Linked DNA regions of Mus musculus: all the other regions are linked to region 4. A link is a loop called in an ENCODE intact Hi-C map of the cell type or tissue named here. Cell type or tissue: heart. All regions are shown on one strand.

Region 1 (4,000 bases), 160 kb before region 4:
GCACTGGATATGGGGCTATGGATCCACTTTCAACTTTATTCAGGTAGTTGCCCAAACTGCAATGAAGTCAGCCCTTGTTCCCTGAATATAAGCAAGGCCATTCAGGGCTGCAATGAATGAGGAGTATGGAACAGGGAGTCTCAAAAATGCTGAAAAGTTTTCCCAGTTGTGACATAGTAAACACAAGCTGTAAGCCTCCCCCATTGGCTTAGGATCTCCTCCATCAAAACAAAAACCAGTGGGTCCAGTCTCCTTACTTCAGCCCCACCCCCTTACCTCTGCTACTACAGGTCTTCCTGACTCTTTTGCTTCCCTTTTCCACATTTGAGATTCCCTGTGATAATATTGGGCCAGCTAGAGATAATCTCTCATTTTTTTTATTGTTTTATTTTAAAACAGGGTCTTTCTATGCAACCCTGGCTGACCTAGAACTCACTATGTAGACCAGATTGGCCTTTTTAAAGTAATCTAAAAAGGTTACTTTTTGTGTAATATTAGCTCACACATTCTAGATGTTAAGGCTGAACATCTCTGATAGATGGCATTATTCTGAATGCCACATTACTGGGTATTTTTTAATAAATGAAGGACATGCCTAATAGTGATATAACTGAAGATTGAATAAGATAGCCTGGGTAGATTTAGGAAAATAGAAGAACACACATCTATTCTGTTCCATGGCTAGACTTAAGTGCCTTCCCTCCCATGAATGAATGAAATGGCTGAGCCTTATATAGGATGTGGGGGGGGGGGGCGTGGAATGAAAGGTTGTAAGAAGTGATGTTAATCTCTCGACATCCACTGTCCTCTCCCCCTTCCATTCTCAGCCAAGCACAGATAAACTGGGCCCCAAGAGTATTAGGAGAGAGATAATCTACACTAAAAAACACAAGAGTTCTATCCATAGAGAATCTTCTCTCACCAGCCACAGACATGGCCCACCATCCTCAGGCCAAAACATAACTGATCTTTACACAGGCTTATACCCCTATGACCTATGCCCTTCTACCCTGTCTCTTTCTTCTGTGTCTCTACACACTACTTTCTTTTTGTTGCAATAGCATTAGGTGCTATGATTTGAATATGAACTGCACCCCATCCCCATCCTACCCAGGACATACTGCAGGCTTGGTTGCCAGTTGATAGGTTGTCAGAAAGTGACTGGTTCCTGAGGTCTCTGGCTTAATGAATGCATCAACCTTAAAATAGATTTGTAACACGAGGTCTGCAATGGGAGACTGTGAGAAATAGAAGGTAAGGTATTTCAAGTCTTGCCCCGCTCCCTTCTTGTAGGCCTTATCTCCACTTCCCATCCACCAGGCTGTGACTCGCTCTGCTCTACCATACACTCTCAGCTGGGATAAGCTGACATTTCTGAGACCATAAGCCAAAATAAGTCCTTCCTCCCTTGAGTTGTTGGTGTCGGGCAAATCTTCACAGCCATGAGAAATATAGCTAGAACATGAGAATCCCAGCTTTCATAAGAAGGAAGGCCCCTGTCAGAGATATAGGTAAATATCCAGGTAGGACTCCTCTTTCTCAGTCATTTCACAATGTAACACCAGCCATACACATGCCTTCTCTCTTCTCGTTGGAGATTAGAGGGAAACCTCCCTTAGTAATTTAATCAGTGTCAGGCAATCCCCCTCTACATGAAGCAAAAGCATGAGATCCAGTGGACCTACATTATTGATCACCACAGAAAGACCACCAGAATTCAGGCCATGTGGGGATCTTTCTCCTCTTTCAATGAGCCGGGGTTTGCTGCTTGGAAGGAGTGCTAAAAAAAGCATTTGAAGAAAACTGTATTCGAGGCAAGAGGAATACCTTCATTCTGTCTGTAATGTGTGAACATTCATTTGATCATCCCAGTCTATGATCTCCTCGTAGCCACTGCTGGATCATATAGCTGTTCTGCAAACAAGCCTCTTTCCTGAATGCGATTTCCCTCTTGGGCCACTGCCAAGAACAACAAATTGAACTTTAACTCCAAGTTGGAAAAGTTTCCCTTTCCTGACAAGAGTGAAACCCAAGTCTATTATCCTAACTTAACTGATAATACAATCCTTTGATGTTACTCTTTGAACGTTCCATGTAAGTTGAAAGTTACTATGGAAAGAGAGAAAGAAAAAAAAAAAAAAGAATCACGCAAAGGAAGCTTTTGAGTTTGCAGTTATCCTAATTCTTAATCTCAGACACAAGACAAACATTTCGCACTTCAGGTTTGCCATAACAAGACCCACAAAACTTCAAAAACGCAGGCAGATACATCTGAGTTCATTCATCTCACAGGACTCCCTAGTGGCCATATGTTACCTTATTTTTTTTGGTATGAACTATGATTTCTGTACATTCCATTATGTCTTCAACCTGGAAACAATTTCCCCTTTAAATATGGATGTGAAAGCAAAAAGGGAGAGCTAGGAGGCCCTGCTCACAAGGAGTCTCGCTCCCACAGACCCCTGCTCTGGAGGACTCCTGCTCACACAGAAATGTGCTCACACCCCTGACCCTCTGGACACATTTGCATAATAGAATGAGTCTCTTTTTATGTTGTAGCTAGTTGTTTAAATCTAATTACCTGTCCACAGATCCCATGAACCGAATTACCAACTAAATATTACTTATGGCCCCTGCCAACGAGAGTCCCTGACAACAATTAAAAGAGAAAAATATAGAAATAGGTCTGTGATTTATGTAAGCTTTAACCAAACCACTGGAGTAATAGCCAGAGTGAGAACTGATTGCTTTGTTGAACTTCCTTGAATGTACTTTACAACTCACTGTTTTTATTTTGAGTGGCACTGAGGGTCAGGAAGGACTACCGTATTGTGTGCAGTGTCTAACAACTGTTTATGATTCTCTTCTAGTTCTTAGACAAGAGCAGCCTTCCAAAACCCATTGGGGCAAAAATGTGCAGGAATGGATCATAAGTCAGAAAGTGCCTGACAGCACAGAGCGGTAGATCAATAGCATTAGTCCATGAGCGAGTGGATGGAAAGTGGGATCCCTGTCCTTAGCACAGGATGGACTCCTGAGGAAGATTCCAATAATTATTTCTTGACCTGACAGTGTGTAATAGAATCTTAATGTTTTTAGAATACATAGTGAGCAACTAAAATATGAAACTATTATCAGATAAGCACAACCAATTTTACACACACACATACACACATACACATTCAATATGCCAATAATTAGATCCTTCTAAACATTTATAAACACCACTGCTTACTCTTCTTTTCAGTAGTTGGATGACTTATTTTCACCTCCATGCATTTTGTGCAGTTATGTTTGCTGTATTCAGTAACTTACCAGACGGAAGAATGGTAGCTAAGGCTTGGACAGTCAAAGACATCCAGAAGTTGAGTTACCTTATGTTCCCTGAGTTGGCTGTGAGCTGCGCTAGGTTTTAGGACAGAACTCCTTAGCACCTGTGGTTAGGGAGTTCCTGATCAGACAATGATAAGCAGTTCACGGGAAATTCTGCAAGTAGCTGCTGTCTAGGAGGTTTAGGAGAGTAGAGTCCTGACAGAGAAAGTCTCTGGTTCCCTGAAAACAGGAATAGGAGAGGAGGTGCTATTTAGATCCTCAGGAAAATGGCCACAGGGTCGCAAAGTAAATAATATAGATCTTTCAAAGAGATGGTGATGGAAGGAAACAAAATGCAGGCATTATGAGAACTGTCAAAAGCAGGGAGGGAATCTGTTTCTGAATTCTAGCCATAGAGTTAAGCAAAAGAGGTAGGTACAGAGGCCCATGAAGATTCACATCCGTTAACACTAGAGTCTGTACCATGGACAAAAAAGTAGTAGAATCAGAACCAAACTGTTGTACAATGTAATTCCAGTCATTGCTGTTCCTTGTGACAGACCAGAATGAGACTGAGCAAAGAGAAGACCTGGGTACCACAACACACTTGAATATGTTCATTCATTCATTCATTGATTCAAGAAGTTCCAGTGTGAGCCAGGTGATGGTGGTACACACCTTTGATCCC
Region 2 (4,000 bases), 590 kb before region 4:
GAAAATAAACAATATCTGATAAAAATTTACTTGGTTATATTTAACATTCACCATTCACTGGAATTTTTATATTACTGTACTTCATACTTGGTGCATTAATGTTAGTTATAAATGACCAAATGCAGAAAACAATAGAAGACTATGTGTTACAAACCAGATTAGTTCCTAGAGTCACATGAATGGAAAGCGTATGAGTATGTTTTGTTCATTTGTTTGGAGAAAGTTCTTTAAATGGCCTGTAGGACTAGTTGAATCTTACCTGCTGGAACCACTAAGAAAATGGGACATTTATGACTCCCTCTTAGTTGTCTTGTGTCCTTAATAAGCCATGCTGATGTTTGCTATCTAGGGAATTCCCATCTGGATTTAAAAAAAAAAAAATGTTACCTCCCAATGGCTCTAAAACAGAAAAAAGGAAAAGGAAAAACAAAAACAAACAACCAACAACAACAAAAAACCTTTGGGTCTTTTCTTGTATCACTGACCATGACAAACACAAGCCTTGTCTGCTGTTTCTGTGACCTAAGACAATGCATCCTTACACACATTCAGTCTTCTCTGGAGTATTTATTATTGTCTTGAATATGTATTTATCTTGTTTTCAATTGGCATCTTGTTTATGAAGTCCCTGTGGTAATGTAGGGTGGGGGTGAGAGAACATATCTGTAATTCTTTTGAAAGTCAGAGACAGAAGGATTGCCATGGGTTCAGCAAGATGCTGCACACACACACATGTACACACACAAATACACACCACATCACTAATAAATCTACAGGCATCATTTAAATTACAATATTACTTCAGCTATTTGTTAAGGCATAGGGTAATATGTGCTTATAAAACTGGATTCTTTACACAAGTGACTATGGCCATTTCAATGCTTGACTCAACATCGACGTTGGATTTAATTTTAATTACTTCTAAGTAACATTGTGAATAAAGGTTTTTAAAGTATTACTTTTATTTTCATTTATATATGTGCATGCATCTGCATATGTAGATGCATGTACAAGCCAGGAAAGTTTCAGATCCCTTGAAGCTGGAGTCACAGTTGCCTATGGGCGACCTGATGAGGGTTTTGGAAACCACAGTACTAAGTCCCTGCAGAAACACCACACGCTCTTAACTATGGAGACATCTTTCCAGCTTGGGAAATGAATATTGAAAATACCTATCCTATAAAAACATATGAAGGATTTTACCTATACTGATGATTAATAATGACCTTTAGGCAAAACATTGACTTGGTTATGCTGTATAATGTAGAGTGCCGTGTATATATTTTACATTTAAAATATGAGAAATGAACTAAGAAAACAGGAGGAAATGTTGAGAAGTAACTTGTCAAGAAGCTATGCTGGAAATTTTGAAGGATTCATGCTATACAATGGAAAAGTAATATTTCAAAACTCAATGTATTAGACTGTTTCTAGTTTCATGCAAGATACAAATTTTATGTGATCACTGTATAAATACGTGTTTGTGTCTGATGAGCATAGGTTCTCGTATAGATTCCTATCTTATACACACACCCTACAGTGTAGATTGCAAGGGATAGAAGAGCTAAATGGCCCTATCTTACAGCTAGTGACAGACTTAGAGTTCAATCAGTGTCCTGTATCCCAACCTACTTTCTGTGACCTCATATGTTCCCTTTGAATCAGACCTAAGAATAGCCTTAACACTGCAGAGAACATTTCCCTGCCCACATGATAACTGGGGCAGGGCAAAGCCAGGCTCACCTTGAGAAGAATGTGGCTCTGGACCAGGTATATCAGGGTCACTTAGGGTTATTGTTGTTAATATTCTGCCCTTTCCTTCCTTGTTGTGACCCCAAATACTCCAGGCTCCATCTGAATTAGCACTGCACTGAGCAGCCTTTGATAAGCCTAGGTTTTTAGCCTAAGGCTTCCAAAGGCACTATTCTTCTTCTGTCCGTTTTATATTAAATAACAGAAGGGAAGGAATTTGGAAAATGATATAACCATCTCTGTAAGAACTTAAGAGAGCAATGGGCCAGAGATAGGATGCATAAATTTAAAAGAAAAAAAAAAGAAAAAGATTAATTCTAATAGTACCGATCCCAGAAGACCAAGATATCATCTTTCATTATCCCAGACACTGAAGCATCATCAAAGGGAATTCTGAATTTCTTTGTCTTATCTGAGGAGACAAGAGTAAGTATAGAAAGATACTGGAATATCTTATATTCCAGATAAATTAAATAAAATCATGTTATGAAGAGAAACATTTTAATGAGTGTTCTAAGAACAAGGTGCTATTACTCTGTGCATCCTGAAGGTAAACACATTGTTTTTAACATTTATTGAGACCAGGAATTACAAATCTTCTAATCAAGAAAAAATCTGCATTTTAATTTGCTTTGTTAGATTAGAGGGGGAAAAACAGATTTGAAGGTAGCTTTGATTTTAAGTCTGGCTTTACCACTAGTTAGCTGGGTGGCCTTGGGCAAATCATTTACCTTTCTTAGTCTTTAGAATATTTACTCTAGATTGGCAAGAAATTCTCAATTCATAGTTCAAAGGTCTTTTCCAGCTCTGAAGTTATTAGATGTGATTTATGAAGATCGATTGTTGAAATCTATATTCTCACTAATAACATCATACCATGAAGTTTCGTGCCTTAGCTTCTAGGATTACAGATACTCATCATTCATGAATTTTCTTCAAAGTCATCCCCACATGATTTTGAGAAAGGTGATGTGTTCAAGATTGATGGAGACCTTGGTCCTCTCAAGTCCTATCCTTAGCTTACTGGTTCATACCTGAGATTTCCTTCAGAGGACTGAGCTGATCAGAGCTCTCACACTTACCTCTAAGGTGTTTCACATGTGTGTTATCCAGCCTTCTCTACTGACAGGCTTCCTCGAAGTTTCCTGCTGGCCAACCAGTTGAGGTATGGTATTGTGATGTGGCTCGAAGTGACCTCATTGAGTATACTTCTCTGTCAAACAAGTGGCTCCTCCCAAGATATCCTCAAACTCTAAGGCACAAGATGCCAAGAATCTGTCACAATCCCAGATAATCTGAAACATGGTCAGAATTGGTCATAAGTGAAGGAATGTGGTTTGGTGTTTTGTTTTGTTTTGTTTTGTTTTGTTTGTTTGTTTGTTTCCTACTGGGTGTACTTTGCTTCCTTCATCTAGTGGCAGGTGGTTGGTGCTTTGTGTTTTATAAAGAATCAAGTGGTGGTATGTTCAATGGGCATTTGGGTTGAATTGAGGGAGACTAATTAACCATCTTTCTTTCTGCTCCTTGCCATTTCTGAGTCTGTCCTATGCAGGGTTAACAGGCTGGAATAATCTGAAACCAAAGTTTCAGGTAAGAGTCTGGTGGATCTGTTGGCATATCTATCATGAATTGTCTTGACTTTAATTGATGTATGAAGGTCCAGCCTACAATAGGTCGTACCATCCTAAGGCAGATAGTCCTGAAGTGTGTTCAAGAAATAGAGTTAATCACGGTTTGTTATGCCAGCTAGATAATGAACCGTTAGCAGCTTTTATTTATGGTGTGTGCATTGAACTCCAGGTCTAACTTCAGTCAATGATGGATTATGGCTGAAAAGTAAACACTTTCCTTTCCTAAGTTGTTTTGAACCTGAATTCAGTTCCTAGCACCTGCATATGATGCCTTACAAATGTCTATAGCTCTAACTCCAGGGAATCTGACACCCTCTTCTGGCCTCCAAGAATACCTACATGCTGGTACACACACCTATACATGGACATGGATACCTACATAATTAGAAATAAAGCAAATCATTGTTAAAAGATTAGCTTCCTTACTTAACCTCATACCAACCCATTCTTTCTTTCTTCTCATCCACAGCATTGTGTTTCTTTGGATAAAATACAATGTCTGTCAAATTTTATTAATCAGAAAGCAAATAGAAGATGAGATTTTGACTTCCTTCATTTCTGTCTCTTCATTTCCACTTTTCATTCCTCGTCAGCAAGAATCAGTCATATTTATGTGC
Region 3 (4,000 bases), 270 kb before region 4:
AAAGGCTTGGAAGGGAAGGAAGTACCTCTGTCTCACTTGCTGCCTCTAAACAGTGTTCTTTCAGTGTGGAGTTTTGTATAAAATTGATGACCTGGCCCCAAGTAACTGAGAAGGAAAGGTGTTCTTTGGGTGAAGCTCCATCTCTGAAACGATGCCTGTGTTTGGAGCCTTTGGTGTACTCCATGGCATGACCAGGTCACAGACTGTACTCTAACACCAGAAATGACGGCTTATCTGAATCACACTGGCAAAATGTAAGAGATACTGTCCCATAGGAAGGCAGAACCACCTCATGTTAAGAATTTGAAACAAGTATCCACCACCCTTACCTTCTTTGTCCTGAGGACAGTCTTCAAGCTGACTCTTATACTCCATCATGAAGCAGTGTCCATGGAGAGGGTGGGGATAGCAGCCATAACTATGAGTTCTGCTAACGTTTCTGACTTTGGTCTGCTTTACTTGAAACTCAGCTCTTCTCTGGTGTAGACTCTGAAGTTCCTCCTCCTGGGATCCTGAGCTCAAGTGCCTTCCATCCTTCCATTAAACATGTGACAAAAATCACAGAGAGATGTTTGGATGACATCTTGACATTCGGCTGAAGATCCATGTGCAAGAGCAGACTCCACACAGAGTGCTTATCTATCAGCCCTACTATCCTCTGGAGACATGTTCTTAAGGGACACTGCTGGCCTCAGTGCAGGAAACAGAATGGTTGCATTATTGTTTTAATTACTCTCCTCTTATTTTAATGAGATAATACCTCACAAGAAGCAACTTAAAGGAGAAAGGGTTATGGTTGGCTCACAGTTCATATGGATGGGGATGTCTTAACGACGGGAATATGAGGCTATTGAGCACATGGTCTCAAGAAGTAGAAAAAATGAATGCTTGTACTCAATTCACTTTCTTCTTTTTTTATTTGGTTTTGTACCCCAATCTATAACCCATGCCACCCATATGCAGGACGGGGTTCTTCTTCCTTGGTTAAAGATTTCTAGAGACATCCTCATAGACACCTCAAAAGATATGTTCCTGTGGTGGTTGTAAATAAGACAAATTGACAATGAAGACTGACTTACAATAGCGCTAGAGTATGAGGTGATCACAAGGTGTGGAGGAGGAAAAATGACATGTTTGCTAAGGAAGATATGTCAGGGTTCATCATGATTTTAGCTAAGTATTAGTGAGCCATAACCAATGATGCTCAATTGTAATTATTAAACAACCCAAGCACACATATTTGGTCCCATCCCCTGTCTTTTCAGATAATTTCCACTATGCTTTTAAAAGAAAAAGTGTTTTGAGAAGCTGGGGGTCAACAGCTTACTCTGTGCTGCTTCCAACTCTATAGAAATAAGTGGCCTTATATGTGAATGGTAGCTTATTATCAGAGAAAGCATCAGGTCCTTAATAAACATTTAGCAGTTGCAGTATTAGCAGTGCAGAATGGAGACTAGGTTGTCTCACTGGAGCACAATGTCAGAACTTTCATTAAAGTATATAGGAGTGTTGCAGGAATTAAAAAAAAAAAAAACCAACTCTCCATGCTCCTGCTTCTTTCAAGCCACCAACTCCCCGGTGGGGCCAGACCACACTCCTGTGCTCCTGCAGTGGGCTACTCTCTCCAGCTAGCCCCACAACATCTGGCTGAGCCTCTAGTCTCCTCTCTGCCATTGGTGGTCCCACATTCCAGTAACCAAGTAAATCAAAACTCTCGAAACTGATAATTAACCAATCAGATTTATGTATCAATAAATTCTCAATTTACAAGATGCCAATACATTAATTTAGGAACCAATTGATAATGATAAAAGCTTTTTCCCAATTATTCTAATCTTATGATATCACAACTACCTGCGGCTGGTCAGAGTCACTCTAGTTCACATCTACTGCCATCTTCCTTTTCTCCTCCTTCTCCTGATGTTCTCTGTCCCTGCACTCTTAGCACTGTCTCCCTTTTCCCTGTCCAATCACAGGCCTCCTGCTGCCATAATGTAATTGGACAGGGAAAATTCTGCAACATAGGAGTCCTTATGGAGAGGGACCAAGACTCAAATATCCACAGCAACCATAAACAAAGTTGTTCTCTACAAATCAGGAGAATGTGTTTCCCTGATTCTATTAGGACCCTAAGCAAGGCATCTCTGCTTCTTCAATGTAGTACTATGCATTAAGTTATTAAAGAGTCATCACTTATTATCTGGTGACACTCTACCTAGTGACCTCAGAAACACACAGAATCTATTCTCAAGGGTTTCAAGAGAAGGGCCAAGCCACACACTGTTGTCAAGACTTGCAAAAGGCCATAAGTGTAAAAAAGAGCTGACAGGGACTAGAGGGGAACCACTTCTAGCTGCAGTTATTATCTGAACTGATTACATAAAACTTCCTAATTCTAAAAATGAAAGTCTGGCTGGACACTAGCTGGAGCAGCACTTAGCCAATCTATTCCCTTTGGAGCTGTCCCAAGTTTCCAAGACTAAAAAGACTTATGACCAGTCACCAGATCCCAGCACAAGCTTTGGTTTTCAAAATATTTCTTTTGCAAAGGAAAAAGAGAAAGAAAAAAAAAAGAAAGTAAGAAAAGGGCAAAATAATAATTTGGAACTTAAAAGAAATGTTTGCCATGTATATTTCTGGAACCTGCCTTAAAGCTGTCTCCATTTCCCTCCTCACTTAACATTTTATATAAAAAGGGACATTATCCAAAGAGCAGGTCTCTTCCTCCATTGAGAGACAGCATCATTTACCGTCCTGGAGGATGTACGTCCTGAGTTGTAGCAATGTTGCCTCTCATATGATTAGTTCTTCCCTCTAATGCCATTCCTTTCTTCTCTTCTCATTTCCTCTTACAGACTTAAATTTAAAATAAAAAAGTGTAAATTCACACTCTGTACTGATTTGTATCTGTGTGACACCAATGTCCTTGTGAATGCTCCAGATTCATAAAGACATGACCACCTTCTTAGCAGCAGCAAGATTGAAGGATGGAAAAAGTTTACCTGTGTAGCATTATAAGGCAATCTTTTGAATCTGTTGTCATTATTTTACTCAATGGTACACATTGACCCTGTTCATCAAGCAGGGCTAATCAACAAAAATAATTCTACTAATAAGATAGGTAAGGAACTCTCTGGCCACTAGCTGATAAAATGAGAGATGGAGACATTCCATGCTTTTGAACCATGTTCAACCCCTCATTACCCCCCTCTCTCTTTTGCACACACACACACACACACACACACACACACACACACACACACACACACGTGTGTATGTGTAATGTGTGTGTGTGTGTGTGTTTTGAGTATGTAACTGTAGACACCAATTCAGCCAACACTCTTATTATTCTTGAGACATCAGTAGTGTTCATGTAGGAACAACTGAAGCTGGGAGGATCCTCCTTGTTTTATGGATAACATCTTGCTTCATGGATAAGAACTGGCAGCCAGTGTTTTCTCAGGGTCATTTCCCGAAACCTTAAAGGTTGATTTTTAGCAGCTCCTGAGTTTCAGGCCACTGTTTCTGATTTTCAAGCAATCCAATCACATGCTGTTATGTAATTAAGTTCAGAATAAGTAGATTCTTCCCTTCTGCATATACCTAACTTCATTTCAGAGACTAGTCTTTTTTTTTTCCCCTTGTTTGGTTGCTGGTTGGTTTTTCTTTTTCTTTATATATATATTATTAGGTATTTTTCTCATTTACATTTTCAATGCTATCCCAAAAGTCCCCATACCCACCCCCCCACTCCCCTACCCACCCACTCCCCCTTTTTGGCCCTGGCATTCCTCTGTACTGGGGCATATAAAGTTTGCATAACCAATGGGCCTCTCTTTCCAGTGATGGCCGACTAGGCCATCTTTTGATATATATGCAGCTAGAGTCAAGAGCTCCGGGATACTGGTTAGTTCATAATGTTGTTCCACCTATAGGGTTGCAGATCCCTTTAGCTCCTTGGGTACTTTCTCTAGCTTCTCCATTGGGGGCCCTGTGATCC
Region 4 (4,000 bases):
GCCGACTCCTTGGAGACTCCCCCTAGATCCCCAGGTCTCAGCCACACATTCTCAAAGGATGCAGAGCTGTGGCGTTTTACATCCTCACTGCCGCCACCACCACCACCGCCGCTGCCCCCTACTGCAGCCCCTGCTCCAAAGGGCACCGTATTGCCAGCCCGAGTAGGTGCTGAGAAGGTCTCAGAGCTATGCCTCCTCCGGCACCCTTGAGTGTCTGCGCGAATCACTTTGGCACTCTGGTTATGGTTGGGACTGAGGTTCACCCTGGTGAATGCACTCATGCCCCCAGGTCCCTGAGGGCCTCCCAGCAAGGAAGAGTGAGTAGCTTGCTCAGCGGTGGCTCCTTGAGGTGTAACAGAAGAAGAGGCTGTGGAGGATGGAGGAGGAGCAGCTCCTGTGGGTCTAGGCAGGCTCGCCTTCTCTGCAGCAATGCCTGTCCGCATGTCAGCATAGCTGACTGGGGCCACTGGTGAGGTATCCACATAGCTTTGACGAGGACAACCTATCTGCATGGTCATGTAGTCACCACGGCTATTTGGCACCGAACGGGTTGGCCTGCAAACCGTAGCAGACCCCGGAGGTGCAGGGCCTATTCTGCCCAACTCAACTCCACCACTCTCCTGCCAGGTTGCCCTCCGGCCTGGCCCCAAGTCCATGTTCATGTACTCTTCCGAGCCAGTCTCTTCTCTAGGAGCTGGGTGGAGCTGGGGTGGACATCGAACTGAAGGAGAGCTACGGGAAGTTGCAGGGCCAGCTAAATAGCCAGGCTGGCCGCTCCCGAATTCAATATTCACATATTCTCCTGGGCTTTTGGGCTCGGGAGGGTGCAGGGAAGACTGCTGCTGCTGTTGCTGCTCTCGAACCCGGGGTAAGGTGCTTGCCTTGGGATCCCCCAAGGACAGCCTTGTGGGTCGAGCCAGGCGGCTGTTGGTCTGTGCAGCTGTGTCTACCTTTCGAGGCAGGTGGGGCTGCAAGACATGGTGGTGGGGATGTGTGAGGCTTGACTCTGGCCTAGCCCCACAGTAACCCCCACCCAGACTGTCGCTGCTGGTAGAAGAGGAGGAATCTTCGGCAGTTGCGGTATAGCGAAGGCGTCCAGAGCTAGAAGAGAGACGAAGATGCTGGTGCCTGGCACCCTCCTCTGGCTCTCCAGGGCGCTGGGTGTGCTTAAAGGACCTTGGCAATGAGTAGTAAGAGAGGACCGGCTTGTGCTGGGGATCTTCTGGGCCATAGTAGCATTCTGAGGGGCTGCTGGTGTTGGAATCTCCCACTGGGGACATGTTCATGTAGTCACCTGTGCAAGGCAAGAGCTTACCGCCACCACTCTCAACAGGAGGTTTGGCATGAGGAAGGGCATGAGTATGGTGCCCCCCTACTCCATTTGTCCATGGCTTCCCATAGCTGCTCCCAGAAGGGGCTGCGCTGATGCTGCTACTGCTGCTGGACCCACCTCCAATGTCAGGGGAGCAACTACCACTGGGTGACATCATCATGTAGCCATTGGGGTCCACTCTCTGTGGGTGGCGTCTGATGGGGTTAATGATCTGCTGTGGGGCAGATACACTCTTGGGGCTCATGGGCATATAGTCCCCATTTCCTTTGCGGTTGCTGGGCACTGGAGCCACCCCAGGAGACATGGGCATATAGCCATCATCAGTGTGGAGGTTGGAGGTGTCTGGACGGTGGTGGCCTCCACGACGTTCCAAGTGGTGCATCTCTAGACCCTCTTCGGGATAGGAGTGGGTGGGCACGAAGGCGGAATGCCGGTAGCCGGGCAGTCGGCCTCCACTGCCACCTCCTGGTGGGTAGGCAGCGGGCATCATCTCTGTATATTCCTCAATAGAAGCCACTGAAGACTGTGAGGGGGTCTTCTGATGGGAAATGGTAGGAGATGTGCCTGCGGAGTGAGTTCTCTTTCGAAACCGGTTATCCAGATCTGCTGCACCCGCGGCTTCATCTCCAGGCAGCGCTGGGCTTGTCCCCAAGTTAGCACCTGGGATGTAGCGATGGCCGTTGCCACCCCTAGACAAAATGTAGTGGCCATTGGGAGCAGCCAAGGTGGAGGCTCCCTTGCCACCCATGCAGATATAATTGCTCAGCTCCTCCTCACCCCTGGCTGGTGGGGTGTGCCCCAGGGAATCTGGGGTGACACTGCGGAAGGAACTTCGGAAATCGCAGGGACTAGAACCATACTCATCAGAAGAGATGAAACCGCCATCGCTAGGCGAACCGGACACGGAAGCACTAGAGCGCCTCGGGAAGAGACAGTCTGAAGTGGAGCCATGGCCACTGGTACTACTAGATGACAGACTCACTGGGCTGGTGGCTGAAGGTGAGCATCTAGAAGAAGGCATGGGGATGGAGCGGCTGTGGTTGAGTGGGGGGTGCAGCCTGGAGCTGCCTCGATGCCGATGGGCGTGGGTCCTGTTGGTGCTAGGGCTCACAGGACTGCCATCCACTGATGCTGGACGGGACATGGTGCCTTCGCCATCGCTGGAGGCACGCACCCGGAAGGAACCTGGTTTCCCACCCACCATACTGGCAGGGGAGGTGGCAGTGATGCTCTCAGTTCGAGATCTCCGAGTCAGTCCCACCTGGCTGGGTGGAGGGTTGTTGAGATGGTGCCTGCGCAGGGGAACGCTGATGGGGTTGGAGCAACTGGATGAAGACTGGCTTTTGCTGCGAGGGCGAAACTCATCGCTCATGGCCCTCATTGCCTCTAGAATGGTCTCATGCATGTTCTGGGCCACCACGGAGTCATCCACTTGCATCCAGAACTCGCCAGGCCCTGTCACAGCGGAACGCCCCACCTCGATGAAGAAGAAGTTCTCTGAGTGGCCACAGCGTCTGATATTCATCAGCTGCAGCACCACAGCGGCTGCCTCGGAGTTCAGCTTCACAAAGCTGATGGTCTTGCTGGTCAGGCAGAGGCGGTAGATGCCAATCAGGTTCTTTGTCTGACCCAGGCCCTTGGGTTTCAGGATAACCTGCCAGACCTCCTTGAACGCGGGTCCTGGACCCGTGTCATAGCTCAAGTCCTCCCCTGCCTCTCCAACGCCAGAGCTGCCGCTGCAGCTACCGCCGCAGCCTCCTCCAGCCCCGTCATGGTGGGCCTTTGCCCGATTATGCAGCTGCAGAAGAGCCTGGTACCAGCTGTCTTGCTCAGCCTCGCTATCCGCGGCAATGGCAAAGTGTTCGTCTCGGGTGTAGAGAGCCACCAGGTGCTTGTTCTTGGAGTCAGCCCGCTTGTTGATGTTGAAACAGCTCTCGAGGGGGATCGAGCGTTTGGGGGCGCTCGACTTGTGCCGCCACTTCTTCTCGTTCTCATAATACTCCAGGCGCGCTGGGCCCCCGGCCTCGCTGGCCGCCCGCAGCACGAAAAAGCGCTTATGCATACTCTTGGGCTTGCGCAGGTAGCCCACCTTGCGCACGTCTGAGAAGCCATCGGTATCCGGAGGGCTCGCCATGCTGCTGCGGAGCAGAGGGAGGTGTTGAAAAACTGGGTGAGGGGTGGCTTCTCAGTGCGGCCCCGCACATGCACTCCGGGCTGGAGGAAGCTCGCAGAAATTCTGACTCCAAAATTCACGCTGTTCCTGGAGCTGGGGAGGGGCAGCCGAAGGACGAGGTAACTGCGCCAAGGAAGATAGCCTGATCCGAGTTTAAGGGCGTTTCATGCCCAGAGGGAAGGGCAGTGGGTCTAGGGTGAGTGCAGCCGCAATCTTCCGAGGACTATGTCTCCCCCAGTCCCTGCAGCAGAGAAGGAGCTATGGTGCATCCCTTGCCGCCCCTGGTCGAGTCCGATGTAGGGAGGCAGCGATGGCCCGAGGAGTCCCCGCTTGGCTCTCTAGGCGCGCGCGCCTTCCCTCCCGAGTTCCCCTCTGGAAGTAGCGATTCCCGAGGCAAATTAAATATCCTTGGGCAGGGGGAGGCGGGCTGCCAAGTCCCAACGTTGCACCGGGTTCTCCCTCCTCCTTCTCCTCCTCCTCCTCTGCCTCCTCCC
Region 5 (4,000 bases), 600 kb before region 4:
ATACATACATACATACATACATACATACACACACAATACACACAAATTAAATAAATCTTTATAAAATAATACTCAAACCAAGTTGAATTTTAATTTATACTTTGTAATAAAACCACAGGCATGGTACACCTAGGAGGATCTATGATTCAAAGACAACCAAGTGAACTTATTTGTTTATCTCCTCTATTGCCTACTTGGATGTTTCCAAAGAAGCTGAAACTTTTTGGAGTGCTGAAAAAAATACAGATGTTTTCATCTGCCTCTCCTTCACTATTTAAGAATTTGTAACAAAATGTTTGAAAGCTACATGACATCAGAGAAACTGCTGGAAGTCTTACCACTTCTGAAATACCCAAGAAACTTCCAAATCCAAATAACACTTCCATTGTATAAGACACTGGGGGCTAGTGGCACCCAAAGGAGACCCCTGGAGCCCAGCAGTCTCCCAGGCTTTACAGAAGGCACACAGGTATTCTAGGTGTAGAATGTGGGCCTGGAGAATTTATCCAGCCTCCTAATATACCTCCCTCTCCTGAAGAGTAATATTATAGGTGGTACATATTAATGTGTATTTGCAATGCTTTTGGCCCAGGGTAGGGAAAAGATAAGAAGATGTAAAGAAAGCAGAAATCAAAAGTACCTTACCAGTGAAGTGAAATTGAAAGTGGATATGTTTCTAAATCATACCTTCAAAAAAAAAAAAAAAACCATATGTAGAAAAGGCTGATTAGTTTCAATTAGTCTTTGTGTACTTTTGTTTCATATTGGGGGGGAAATGGATTGGGAAAGAAGAGGTGAAAAGAGGGAAGGAGAGAAAGAGAGAGGCAGAGACAGAGTCAGAGAGACACAGAAATAGATGCAGAGACAGACAGAGACATGCAAAGAGATAACTCACAAGTCTTGGTTTACCTTCTCTGCTGGAATTTCTTGAAGATCATTAATTTAACAGAGTAACAATAATTACATTGATATTGATGTTATGCATTTTTCTGATTGCTTCCCACCACTCATAATTTTATTTAAAAAAATTCCTGATGTGATTTAGCTCTAAGAAATGGTGTACCTATTACACTAAATTGCCAGGCAACTACTATAAACCCACATATGCATCAGACCTTTTCATTGAGGTATACATTTCGGGTCATGGACTCTTAAGATACTTAGCCTTGGCCTTATTTCCATGGTAACTTATTCTGGAAGGTTTAATGAAAGGAGCTAAATTCAACTGTCAAAGCTTCTCACATCCATCACTCTTATGTATTGAATAGAAACATTCTTTCAAAAAAATATTTGGTTATCTGTCTCTCTGTAGGTGCATGTGTATTCAGGGGTCCACAGAGTCCAGAAGAGAGGGTCAGATCTTCTGGGTCTGTGGTTATGGATAGTTATTAGTCATCTAATATGGGTGTTGGGAACTTAACTCACATCCTCTGCAACAGCAGCTAGGCCTCTTAACAGCCAGCTACCTCTCCAGAAACATGTTCCATAAAGCTTAACTAAATTTATTCCTTATTTTTGTTTTATGTATACGAGTGTTTTTGCTTGCTTACATTGTATTTGTCCCATGTTTATCCCTAGTGCTTCAGGAGAGCCAGAAGAGGGCATCAAATCTCCTGGAACTGAAGTTATGAATAGATGTGGATGCTGGAGAAAGAATTAGGGTCTCCTACAAGAACAGCAAGTATTCCTAACCACTGAACAATCTCTCCAGCCACAAGACATTATTCTTTGTTGATTTGGCCTCCTACACAAAACTTGATTCTTTCTCTGTTTTCCGTTGTTTCCTCTATCTCAACCCTTGCTTAAACTGTACTCACTTAAAATATCATAATCTTTCTTATTTTAACAAAAGGCTCATTGGTGTGTTTATGTTTCCACACATCTGGTAAGTGGAAATACTGATGGCTTTTGTTCCAGGATGTTTTTTTGCAAGGATGTTGGTCAATCCACCAGTCTAGAAATATACAGAGATGGTCTTCCTCTGGAACACAGCCCAAGATCTTCTCTAATGTAACCTACTGCTTATGAAGACATCAAGTGGATCTCCTGTAACGTATCTCCATATGTAAACTGAGGCTTAAGACACTGGGCAAAGAAAATTCTGACATTCTTGTTGTTTCTGCTTATTGAAATAATGCCTTCCCCTATTTTCTGTCAGCATTGGGGAGACCAAAGAAGGTTAACCCATCAGCTCACAATAGGCAAATCTCAGACTCCTCACAGTTCCAGACAAAGCATCAATACTTTGCTTATGGCACACTTGAAGGCTTGAAAGCCCCTCAAGCTTTCAATGAAAATAAGCCTCCTTGCAGTAAATAAAGATATTGCTATTCCTCCCTCCCAGGTAGTCTAACTTTTAGGTCTGATTTAGAAACTCTGAACCTATCTTTATCTGTTTAAATGAGGTTCCCAATAATAATTCATTCTGGGAAGATAAAATAACTAGAAACTATCATACCACTACTCCAGGTAAAATACTCAACATTCAATAGGTAACAATGATTAGAGTAGTTATAGCATCTTTAATATATACTAATGCATTTTCCTCTTCCATATCTGAAAAACAATGGAAAAATAGTTTTAAAGGACTAAAATGTTAATTTTATTACTGATAAGGAACAGATCAGAAAATACAGCTTTGGTCTACCACCCAGAGAATCTGCAAGTCAACCCCTTGAGTAGACAAATTAACCATGTGGTCTCAGGCAGAACTGAAGTAGTATTGACTTCCTCATACTTAAGGGTGTTTTTATTCATATGAGTCTTAAGGATGATTTTTAAAACTTTATTATGACTTTTGGCTTAAAATGGACAATGGTAAGAAAATAGTAATAGAAAGTAAGATAATAAAGTTTTGAAGTTAGAAATTGGATAAGATAATTGTATCTGATCTTCATCCTTCACCTTCATCACTAAGATAAAGAATCTCTTCTCAACTTGTCTCATGACTTGGAGATGTTAAGAAAATTTCTAAAGTTCATGAGGTGAATAAATGTTAAAACTCAGATTTCCAACTCTAGGTCCCTATTGCATTTTCAATGGGAACAGGAAGATGGTAGTTTCACTAGAGGAGAGCCATGAAACAGACATAGGAAGATGATAAAATGACAGAAAAGAGAAGATAGAGCACAGAATACGGTTTCGTTAATAATGTCGATGCAAAAATTATTTAAATCTAGAGGGAGTTAAATTGTCATCATTCCTCATTTTAATTTATTGAGACCTCAATGATTCCTGACCCCACAGAATACAACAGAGTTGAATAAACCCTATAGCTGCATTGGAAGCAGACATAATTTAGTGAGTGATATGAGCCTATATAAATCCATAATCAATTTGACCATTGTCATCCTAAAGTCCAGTGTGAGGATGGCAGTGAGAACCACTGGATGCAAACATATACTGGTAGGAAGAGAAGTGGGACCCAAGAGAATATTTGTTTTTGTTGGGAACAGGGATTGTCACATGATTAAATTTAGTTCCAATATGAAGTTACCATCATATACTGTTGAATATATGTAATGCACTATGAAGTGTGATGCAGATAGAGTGACAAAATGAAGTTAGCTTCCAGTGTAATCCAACAGAAGCACGTGATAACCCAGGGATGTTTCATTAGCATCTGGCATAGGTCTGTCCAAACTCTAACCTTTGGCATATGCCTTATATGAGGTTCACTGGGGAAGTAGTGTGACCACACCTTGGCAGGTTCTTGCATGTGGCTGGAGGGCAGTGCGTCACAGGGACCTGAGTAGAGCTCCTCAGAGATCCGAATTTTCCTCAAGCGGTCAGTCATCATCAAGGGTATAAAATCCTCTTGAGTTTTAATGTATTAATTTATGTTTTAAACAAATATGGAGCTTCCAATTTGTGCTGCACTGATTCCACAGACAATAGAGTCCATTTATAACAAGAAAAAAAGTCAACACTGGTGCCTGAAAAATATCCTATGATACTAGTATTCCCAGGGATCAATTGAAAAGTCTTATTGTCATTCCCA
Region 6 (4,000 bases), 530 kb before region 4:
TGATTACTGTGTGACACACCTTCCCTGGGGAGGGCTGTGCACTTGCATCTGTTTCACTTCAGTGAACATGGCCAAGAGTGGTTACAAATCACAGTGGACCATTACCTCAAAGTGTGTGTCATTAAAAATAGGGATGGGGAAAGGAAAAGCTTTTTACCCTTAATCATTTAGCTATTAACTTAAACCAAACATATGCAAAGCTATATACAAAGATCAAAGGTATTTTCTGGAGAGATATAGATGATAAAGTTTAAAGACTGCCAGTGAGCTTAAGAAGTTTCTAGTTCAAGGAACCAAAGAAGTTGGGTGAATTACAGCTCTCTGTGGGTTTCTACATCCACCACATACAGCAGGTTTTCCTTAATGACTGAAACCATATTTCCTACAAAATGGCAGCTTGCCTAGTTAAAACACTCCTCTCCATAACATCTTTTCCCACTTGTAGATGTGGTGTCTTGTAACGTGTTATGGACAATAAGCTGGGAACAACCCATAAGGTGGAATTACTTGAAAAACCACTTTTTCTGGTCATAAGTTATAGTCCCAGCAGGCCAACACCTATTGTGTTTTACCCCTTTATCTGTCTAGAGTAAAGTTCTGATAGCTCCAAAGAAATATGCTGATGTTAGGAGTCATCCACAAATGTCTAAGGAGAGAATAGGGAAGGCTTCTCTGAACATGGCAGGCACAGGGGACAGGTAGGTGGACCTGACCTCATAAAATTAATATTTCTTAGGAGGAAATATAAGTAAAATCAAGGGACACAGGAAAATCTCTGCACTGTGTCTAGAAGACGAAAGCCCAATATGCATATTATATAGTTATAGTTTTTTCAATGTCAGCTTATCAAAAGAAGCACAGATCTATAATTCAAAAAGTAAAATCCAAGACGTTCATAAGCACAAGTCAACCATACAAAATTAGTAATTAAACATAAAATGTAAAGAATTAATAATGATTAAAAACCAGGATAGTATGCATTTAGAATAAAAGGTTGTTATTTTCTCAACTTTCTACCAACATTTGCTCAGAGAATACATGAAGCAGCATAAACCATGTCATCAGTAGTGTGATAATGACGTTTTTGACTCGGTGGTGATTAATGAATTAATATCGTTGGCGTATAAAAGTAGTGCATGTTTGCATCAATGCAACGGGTTACTCATGCCAAGAAAATGGGTCCTAGAACAGGGTAACAAGAAGTACATTTCCAGTGATCACTGGTTGTTTGTGTAGTCACAAGATAATGGCTGTAGGGTGAACAGGAACCATGATGGGGAAATGAGATTTGCTGAATAAATACTTAGGGAGTAGAATAGCAGTACAAAATTCACTTTAGCGTCTTCTAACTCCTTGTATTTATTCTAGAACCATACTCTTTTGATTAGTATTGCTTTGCTTTGCTTTCTCCCCTCCCCCAAACTCCTCCCATACCTTTCTCTCTCTCTCTCTCTCTCTCTTAGTTTGCCTTCTTTCTTTCTTCCCTTCCTTCCTTCCTTCCTTCCTTCCTTCCTTCCTTCCTTCCTTCCTTCCTTTCTCCTTTCTTCCTTTCTCTGACATGATCTTGCTATACATCCCTATTGGCCCTCAAACTCTTACCACTCATTCCTCTGCCTACTGCTTTGTGGGATCACAGGTGTGCACCACCTGCCTTAGTTACAATGCATTCTCTTCATTCAAAGTCCTCGAATATTCACTTTTTCCTGATATTAGGATTTTCTAGATCAACGTCTCAATCACTTGTTTTACTCATGAAAGGCTGCATTTCTTGCTGCTATGTTAGATATTTTGAATATACTTCTACTCCACTTCAAATGAATGTTATTAGACAGAATAAAAGTGGGGTTTTACACATAAATGAGTTTTGTTACATTCTCAGCGAACTCTGTATTTCTTCTAACACACCTATATCATACAGTTGGTTATCTTTTGATTTATACTTTGAAAATGAAGCTATTAACAATTATGCTTTTCCTCCATTTCTCTTCATCCTTATATCTTCCTCTGTTTTCTTCTTTCCTAGTAGATTGGAAAGCTATTAAATAATTATGGTAAGAGTTGAAGTCTTGTTTACTCCTTCTGTTAATGGCAGTCTGTCTTTTTTGTTTTGCTTTCATTTACTTTGTTGAGAAAATGTTTTCTTTTGTTGAGACAGGGTTTCTCTGTATAACCCTGGCTGCCCTGGAACTCATTCTGTAGACTAGGCTAGCCCTGAACGCACAGAACTGCCGCCTCTGCCTCCTGGATGCTGGGATTAAAGGTGTGCACTGGCACTGCCCAGCTAATGACAATCTTTCTAATGTCATGGAAACTGTTGATATTTTCTTAAACTGCTTTTCTTCTTTAACCAATATGAGGACAGATGTAAGTAGATGCTGATCTCCTCAAACAGAAATCTCTTTACATTCCCCAGTGACTATTACATAATCACACTTTCTGCTATTTTGATCTAATATCCTAAAGTTACAATAGGTGCTGACCATAGAATGTATGCTATTTGCGTTCTTTCCATTATACCACACTGTGTTTAAATGCCTTGGAGTCACGGGAAATTCCAAATGACTAGTCAGTGACACTTGTAATGAAGCCATTGAGGCATCGAAAGATTTATGGAAACTAAGAACAGAAACTGAGAGTAACAATATTTCCTATCAGCAAGTCCCCATACGCCTTGGTTCATTCCTTTATTCTGCAGTGGTCGATTTCAGATGGATCCTACATGCTACAAATTAATTATATGTTTAGGATAATAAGAGATCTCCTGGGCAGAGGTACACTATTCAATGGATACTGATCTCTTCCTTTCCAAATTATCTTAGTAGCTACCAACAATAAATATAAAGGAGGACACATTGGTGCCAGTACTCAATACTGGCATACATGGACATTTCTATAAACTATTCTGAACAATGAATAAAGTTGGCAAACAACCAAGACATTGTATTGCACAGACAAGAATGTGAATCTGGATCTTTTCCATTGTGGTTTGCACTTCAGAGTCACTTGTACAATTTGGAAAGTCGGTTATAAAACTCAGACAGGTTATCCAAGGTAACACTTCTGTCCAAGGAGAAACAGTAAGAATATGAGTGTGCTCCCAGGAGCTCAGGTGCTACCAGCTATTAAAGCTAATGAAGACAGTAACAGTTTATTCCACATTTGTTGCCTTTGTGTATATTGCATATAATTGTATAAATGTGTGCTTATAAACTGTCTGTTTTATTGCTGTGAAAAGATGCCATGACTAAAACAACTCTTATTTAAAAACGTTTAATTGGGGCTGGCTTACATTTTCAGAGGTTTAGTCCACTACCATCATGGTGGGGGAACATGGCAGCATGCAGGCAGACATGATGCTAGAGAAAGAGCTGAGAATTCTAAGTCTTGATCCACAGGCAGCAGGAGACTGTGTGTCACACTGAGCATACCATGAGCAAGGAGACCACCAGTATGCCCCCACAGTGACACATGTCCTCTCATAAGGCCACACTTACTTCAACAATGTCATACCTCCTAATAGTGCCATTCCCTATAGACCAATCATTTGAGCATATGAGTCTATGGGAGCCATTCCTATTCAAAACAATCACATAAATGTATGTATAATACTATGTTATATGCATACAAAATTATTTACATATGCTCAAATGTCCAGCTAATGATATGCTAATAGCTGTGGTCAAAGAATAAGTAACTCTCCCCCATGTAAAAACACTGATTTAATAAAAAGCACCAACTGTTCATATTTAAACAATCATGTGGGAAAATGTTGCTCAAAAAGCATCAAATGTATGCAGTTTAAAAGAGAAATGGAATTTTAAATGAGTACATTTAGAACTCTGTCAACATGAGACTACCCATTGTTACCTGAATTCCCAAGACTCATTTATTATGAGGTGGTGGGTGTTCTTATTTATAATCCCTGTCTCCGCTGCAATTGAAAGGCTTAAGTAAGGTTAATGTGGAGGCTGAAAACAATGTACCTCAAAAGACAGGAAGT
Region 7 (4,000 bases), 200 kb before region 4:
AGAGAGAGAAAGAGAGGGGGAATAGAGAGAGAAAGAGAGGAAAAAGAAAGAGAGAGAGGGCACGCGCTACAAGCTTAAAATGAAACTCTCACTCCATGATTGGAAATGAAGACAATCCTCTGTGGAATCAAAATCTTATTCATAAATGATAATAAGGACAGGTTTCTGTGGAATCTGTTATTAAAAGCCAAAAGGTCAATCCATATCATAAAATGAGACCCTGTAACTACACCATGTGAAACCAGTGATTTTACTTTTAGCACACACAGAGCCTATGTTTATAACTGGAAATTAGCAATGCACTTCAGAAACAGACTTGCCTTCCAGAGCTGTTAAAAAAGATGTCTACGCACCCTCCACTTGGGAATGCATATTTTGGCTGATTTGTCTTTAAATGGAGTCCATTGTAAAGGAGGCAACTGTGGGATTCCTGGAAAAAGAAATTACAGGTCTTTTAGCCAACTAAAATGCTATATAAGAAGCCAGAGATCACTACTAGGAAGAGACTGCCACATGTACCAATGTGGAGAAGTATTAAAACAATTGTGTCCAATATAAAATTTTACCAAAGCCCTCAGTCAGAAGCTTCTTTGGAAAATGCTCAAAATGACACATGAGAACTCCTTGTTCAATGGGGCATTTAGATAGTTTGTGACCTGCACTACAGTGAAGGACAAAATACAGCACAGAGGTACTCGTTGGAGCCCAAGTGTTTCTCCATTTGTAAATATATACCTTGTGTGTCTCTCTTACTTTATCCATCCCTGACTCTATGTGATAGTGAGCATTTACTTAACAATAGTTGACGGTTCCCAAAAATACTCTCAGAAGACTGTGGTATAAGAATAGGGTGCTTCATTGATTCTTACTCTACTGCTCTGTGGGATAAGAATGATCTCAGGACCTGAGATGGGAAGGTTGCCTCAGACATTAGAAGCACTTTGGAGTACACCCATCCAAAGACCCGTGTCTTCCTTCTGAAATCAGACATCAGGGTAGGAGTCTTTGAATGTTTCCTATTCCCCTTAGAGATAATCAATGCCTTTGCTTCAAACAAGGAAGGCCGTGTCCATGAAGTCCTAATTCCTACTAAAAGGACACAGACTGAATCATTAGCTCTAAGCTAGCATCCTATGTCCCTGGCATTTAATAGAAACTCTTCTGCACCATTTGGCTTCTACAATGAAAGACACCCTAACTCTCAGCCTAAGGTGCATGGTGCAACCACCGATGCCTTACCCCATTGATAAGGGAGGAAAGATCAGAAAAAGGCTCCTGGTGATTTCCTGATGGTGGTCAATATTGAGAAAGAAATGATCAATATGACATCTGTATGGTGCAGTCCTTTAAGCAAAACAGCCACCATCTTAAGCAGATCCACTGTGCCTGCTTGAAAAAGACTGACACAAGTTGTCTCACTGACTGCTGACCTTCCCTCAGAGAATGAGTGGGTAAAGAAGATCACTGGACTCTCAGCTGAGATTTCTGGCACACTCTCCTGCGTATCCCATCCATTTGTATGTAATTCTTGCAACCAACCTGGTATTCTCAGAGGTGCCAAAGGATACAGGCTGGGGGAAGTTAACTGAAACAGAAGACTATATCTATGCCACAGGCATCATCCATGCTGGGATGTAAGTAGTCCCTCAGTGAAGTTCTGTGAGTCAACCTATATACTCACTGGATCCCCAGAATGACTTGTGTGGAAGTGTAGCTTGGTTTGTTATTAGCTCCTCAGGAGGAGAGACAGACATTGTTTACATCTCTCCAGGAAGGAATTCTCAAAGCAGTGACTAGAAATGATTGAGACTACACATACCCAGTGACCATATCCCTTCAAAATCCTGTGATGTCCTAAGGCCAAACATCTCCATTCACGTGGGAGTCTCAGCTTTAATACGGGTACTTCTTTCTCCCAGGAAGGACCCCATCTGAGCAAAGGCATCATAGCTATTCCTATGATCTATGATATACTCTCTGTGAGAGGAATGAGGATTCCCTTTTCTCTGGTTTCCAGTTGGGCTTAAACAATTGGGGACACTTACATGAGATCAGAAAATGTGATATGGGAGAGGTTACAGAATTTACACTTAAGTTAACTCATAATTTGTCCCTTGAATCACCCTGCTTCAAAACGTATAACTACTGTCAGGTGGTACCTCTGTTAGCTGTGCTTCAGCAAGTATCCCTTCTAAGGCCTGGTGACATTGCCTCCCTTGTCTTAAGTTTAGTGGCAACAGAAATTCTGGCCTGTTCCTCTCCTGGGTTCTACACTAGCTCTTGTTTCTATAACAGCTCCCCCATGGAAACACCCTCATCAAACAGTCCTCATATCACCCCCATCTGTTTCCTGCCAAGACCATGGTAGATAGACTCTGTCTTCAGGAGGGGCAAGGTCCTCTACTTTGAAACCTCATTGGAGGCACATGGAATGGTGGAGGAGCAGCTTTCTGTGGGACAGGGATGCTGAGCAATAAAGATGACCAATAAAGACTAAAAGGGCCAATGGGTACCAACCAGCAACACGAGTGCCCTCAAAACACCATGCCAGTGTGCTGTTGGTTCAGAGACAGCGGCTAGTCAGTATAAGAGAAAATGTTAGAAACTCTCACAGCAAATTCATAATACTACAAAATTGACGTCTGAAAGAAAGTTGATGACATGGGAGAAATTACATTCTTTTAAAGATTTCTTCCTAGCAGACAGTCTGGGGAGCCCTGGTAGAAAGCCAAATATAAATACGATAGGAACATCTTAACCCACCCCTTTCTTTTGAGAAGCTGACTTAGAAGCACATGGTTTAAATAATACAAATAAAAATCTGTGCACTCTGGGGATTTAGCATGTTCCAGGTGTGTTTATAACATGTGCCATTCTTTATACTATCCCTCATTTAACCATTACAATCGGCCAGAGAACAGGGGGATGAGGCAGAGAATAAGGAATTGGACTGGGCCACAGTGAGCATGTGGCGGATTCCAGCCAGGATTCAATGCATGATCCCAGATTTCACTTAACATCTCTCCATTCACAAAAAGATAAATTTAAATAGTGAGCAATACCAACATAATTTAAATAGATACAATCTCCCTGTGTTTCTTTTTCCATGCTTTTCTGCTCTTAATCCTGAGCTGGGTTGGGAGATATGTTTAAGTATCTTTTGCCTTATACCTTTAATTGGATCCTCTGTTGTTTTCCTTCAGATATTTTTAGAACAGCTGGTTACATCACTTGAAACACTCAGGCAGTGTCTATGTAAGAAGGAAACACATCTTGTTCAGACAAAAATCACGCACAGCTTAATGGCACATAATGCAGCCCATTCATTCAGCCTCCAGGGTACTCAGCAGTAATTTCTGGATGGCTTCAGAACATTTGCCTCTTGCAGCCTCCAGTTGTTACTCTAAACTGGGAACTTACCAGTGAGCTATAAATGCCCATTCCATTCAGGGATAGGATGGAAACTAAGAGTAAAGTTGCTTCAGAAATAAAGCTGTGACCTGGATGTCAAATGACATCGCAGGTTTCCAGTGACTTTGGGGATAGGCCACGTCCATCTTTACCTAAGGAAGGAAAGCATGTAAGAGGGACGTGTCTCTGCCACCATTCCTGAGTAGATAAGAATGCAGGAGACAATGAGGTGTGGAATTTCAAATCAAGCTATCTTTCCTTTGTCAGAAAACCACACCCCTTGAATTCCGCCCCAATGACAACATCGCCATCCATCACCTTACTAGATAGTGGGTATTTTCTTCATATGTCTCCAATGAGGAGGGTGAAGTCTATTGACTGATTTGCCCAAAACATTATAAGATATATTTGGGACATTAGGGTTTTTTTTTAATTCCATGCATAGAGAAATACTTGGATTTTTATCATGCCATGATCTATTATATTTACTACATATCTCTGCAAACTAGGTTACCATATGGGAACCAGTAAAATTGCAGCATAAAATGTCTCCGCCCTCTTGAGCTATCTTTTCATTTTCAAAGGATGA

The links. Peaks named below come from ENCODE experiments on the same cell type or tissue, not always from the same donor. Only the 100,000 strongest peaks of a DNase experiment are listed, where the experiment ranks them.
Region 1: it touches region 4 in a loop (2.3-fold over the local background); 9 of 42 quality-filtered maps call a loop at or near these places.
Region 2: a loop joins it to region 4, with 4 times the contacts of the local background. A loop is called at or near these places in 11 of 42 quality-filtered maps.
Region 3: it touches region 4 in a loop (2.3-fold over the local background); 6 of 42 quality-filtered maps call a loop at or near these places.
Region 5: it touches region 4 in a loop (5-fold over the local background); 11 of 42 quality-filtered maps call a loop at or near these places.
Region 6: a loop joins it to region 4, with 3 times the contacts of the local background. A loop is called at or near these places in 5 of 42 quality-filtered maps.
Region 7: a loop joins it to region 4, with 2.7 times the contacts of the local background. A loop is called at or near these places in 5 of 42 quality-filtered maps.

What each region holds. Positions count from the first base shown.
Region 1 is chr1:82,122,777-82,126,776 of GRCm38, forward strand. No RefSeq gene overlaps it. Among named protein-coding and RNA genes, the nearest start is that of Mir6344, 7.1 kb to the right of the region's middle. In heart, no CTCF peak of the experiment used is centred here; no DNase peak of the experiment used is centred here; H3K27me3 peaks cover 569 bases.
Region 2 is chr1:81,694,597-81,698,596 of GRCm38, forward strand. No RefSeq gene overlaps it. Among named protein-coding and RNA genes, the nearest start is that of Mir6344, 440 kb to the right of the region's middle. In heart, no CTCF peak of the experiment used is centred here; a DNase peak (open chromatin) is centred at 1,735.
Region 3 is chr1:82,013,082-82,017,081 of GRCm38, forward strand. No RefSeq gene overlaps it. Among named protein-coding and RNA genes, the nearest start is that of Mir6344, 120 kb to the right of the region's middle. In heart, no CTCF peak of the experiment used is centred here; no DNase peak of the experiment used is centred here.
Region 4 is chr1:82,287,027-82,291,026 of GRCm38, forward strand. It overlaps Irs1 (insulin receptor substrate 1), which reads right to left. Exons shown (of 2, transcript NM_010570.4): 1 at 1-4,000. The coding sequence starts at 3,467. Among named protein-coding and RNA genes, the nearest start is that of Irs1, 2.4 kb to the right of the region's middle. In heart, CTCF peaks have their summits at 1,138 (motif pointing left), 1,798 (motif pointing left) and 3,268; DNase peaks (open chromatin) are centred at 1,595, 2,305, 2,755, 3,205 and 1 weaker place; H3K4me3 peaks cover 4,000 bases; H3K27ac peaks cover 3,309 bases; H3K27me3 peaks cover 830 bases.
Region 5 is chr1:81,687,328-81,691,327 of GRCm38, forward strand. No RefSeq gene overlaps it. Among named protein-coding and RNA genes, the nearest start is that of Mir6344, 440 kb to the right of the region's middle. In heart, a CTCF peak has its summit at 1,582 (motif pointing right); no DNase peak of the experiment used is centred here.
Region 6 is chr1:81,755,911-81,759,910 of GRCm38, forward strand. No RefSeq gene overlaps it. Among named protein-coding and RNA genes, the nearest start is that of Mir6344, 370 kb to the right of the region's middle. In heart, no CTCF peak of the experiment used is centred here; no DNase peak of the experiment used is centred here; H3K27ac peaks cover 440 bases.
Region 7 is chr1:82,090,023-82,094,022 of GRCm38, forward strand. No RefSeq gene overlaps it. Among named protein-coding and RNA genes, the nearest start is that of Mir6344, 40 kb to the right of the region's middle. In heart, no CTCF peak of the experiment used is centred here; no DNase peak of the experiment used is centred here.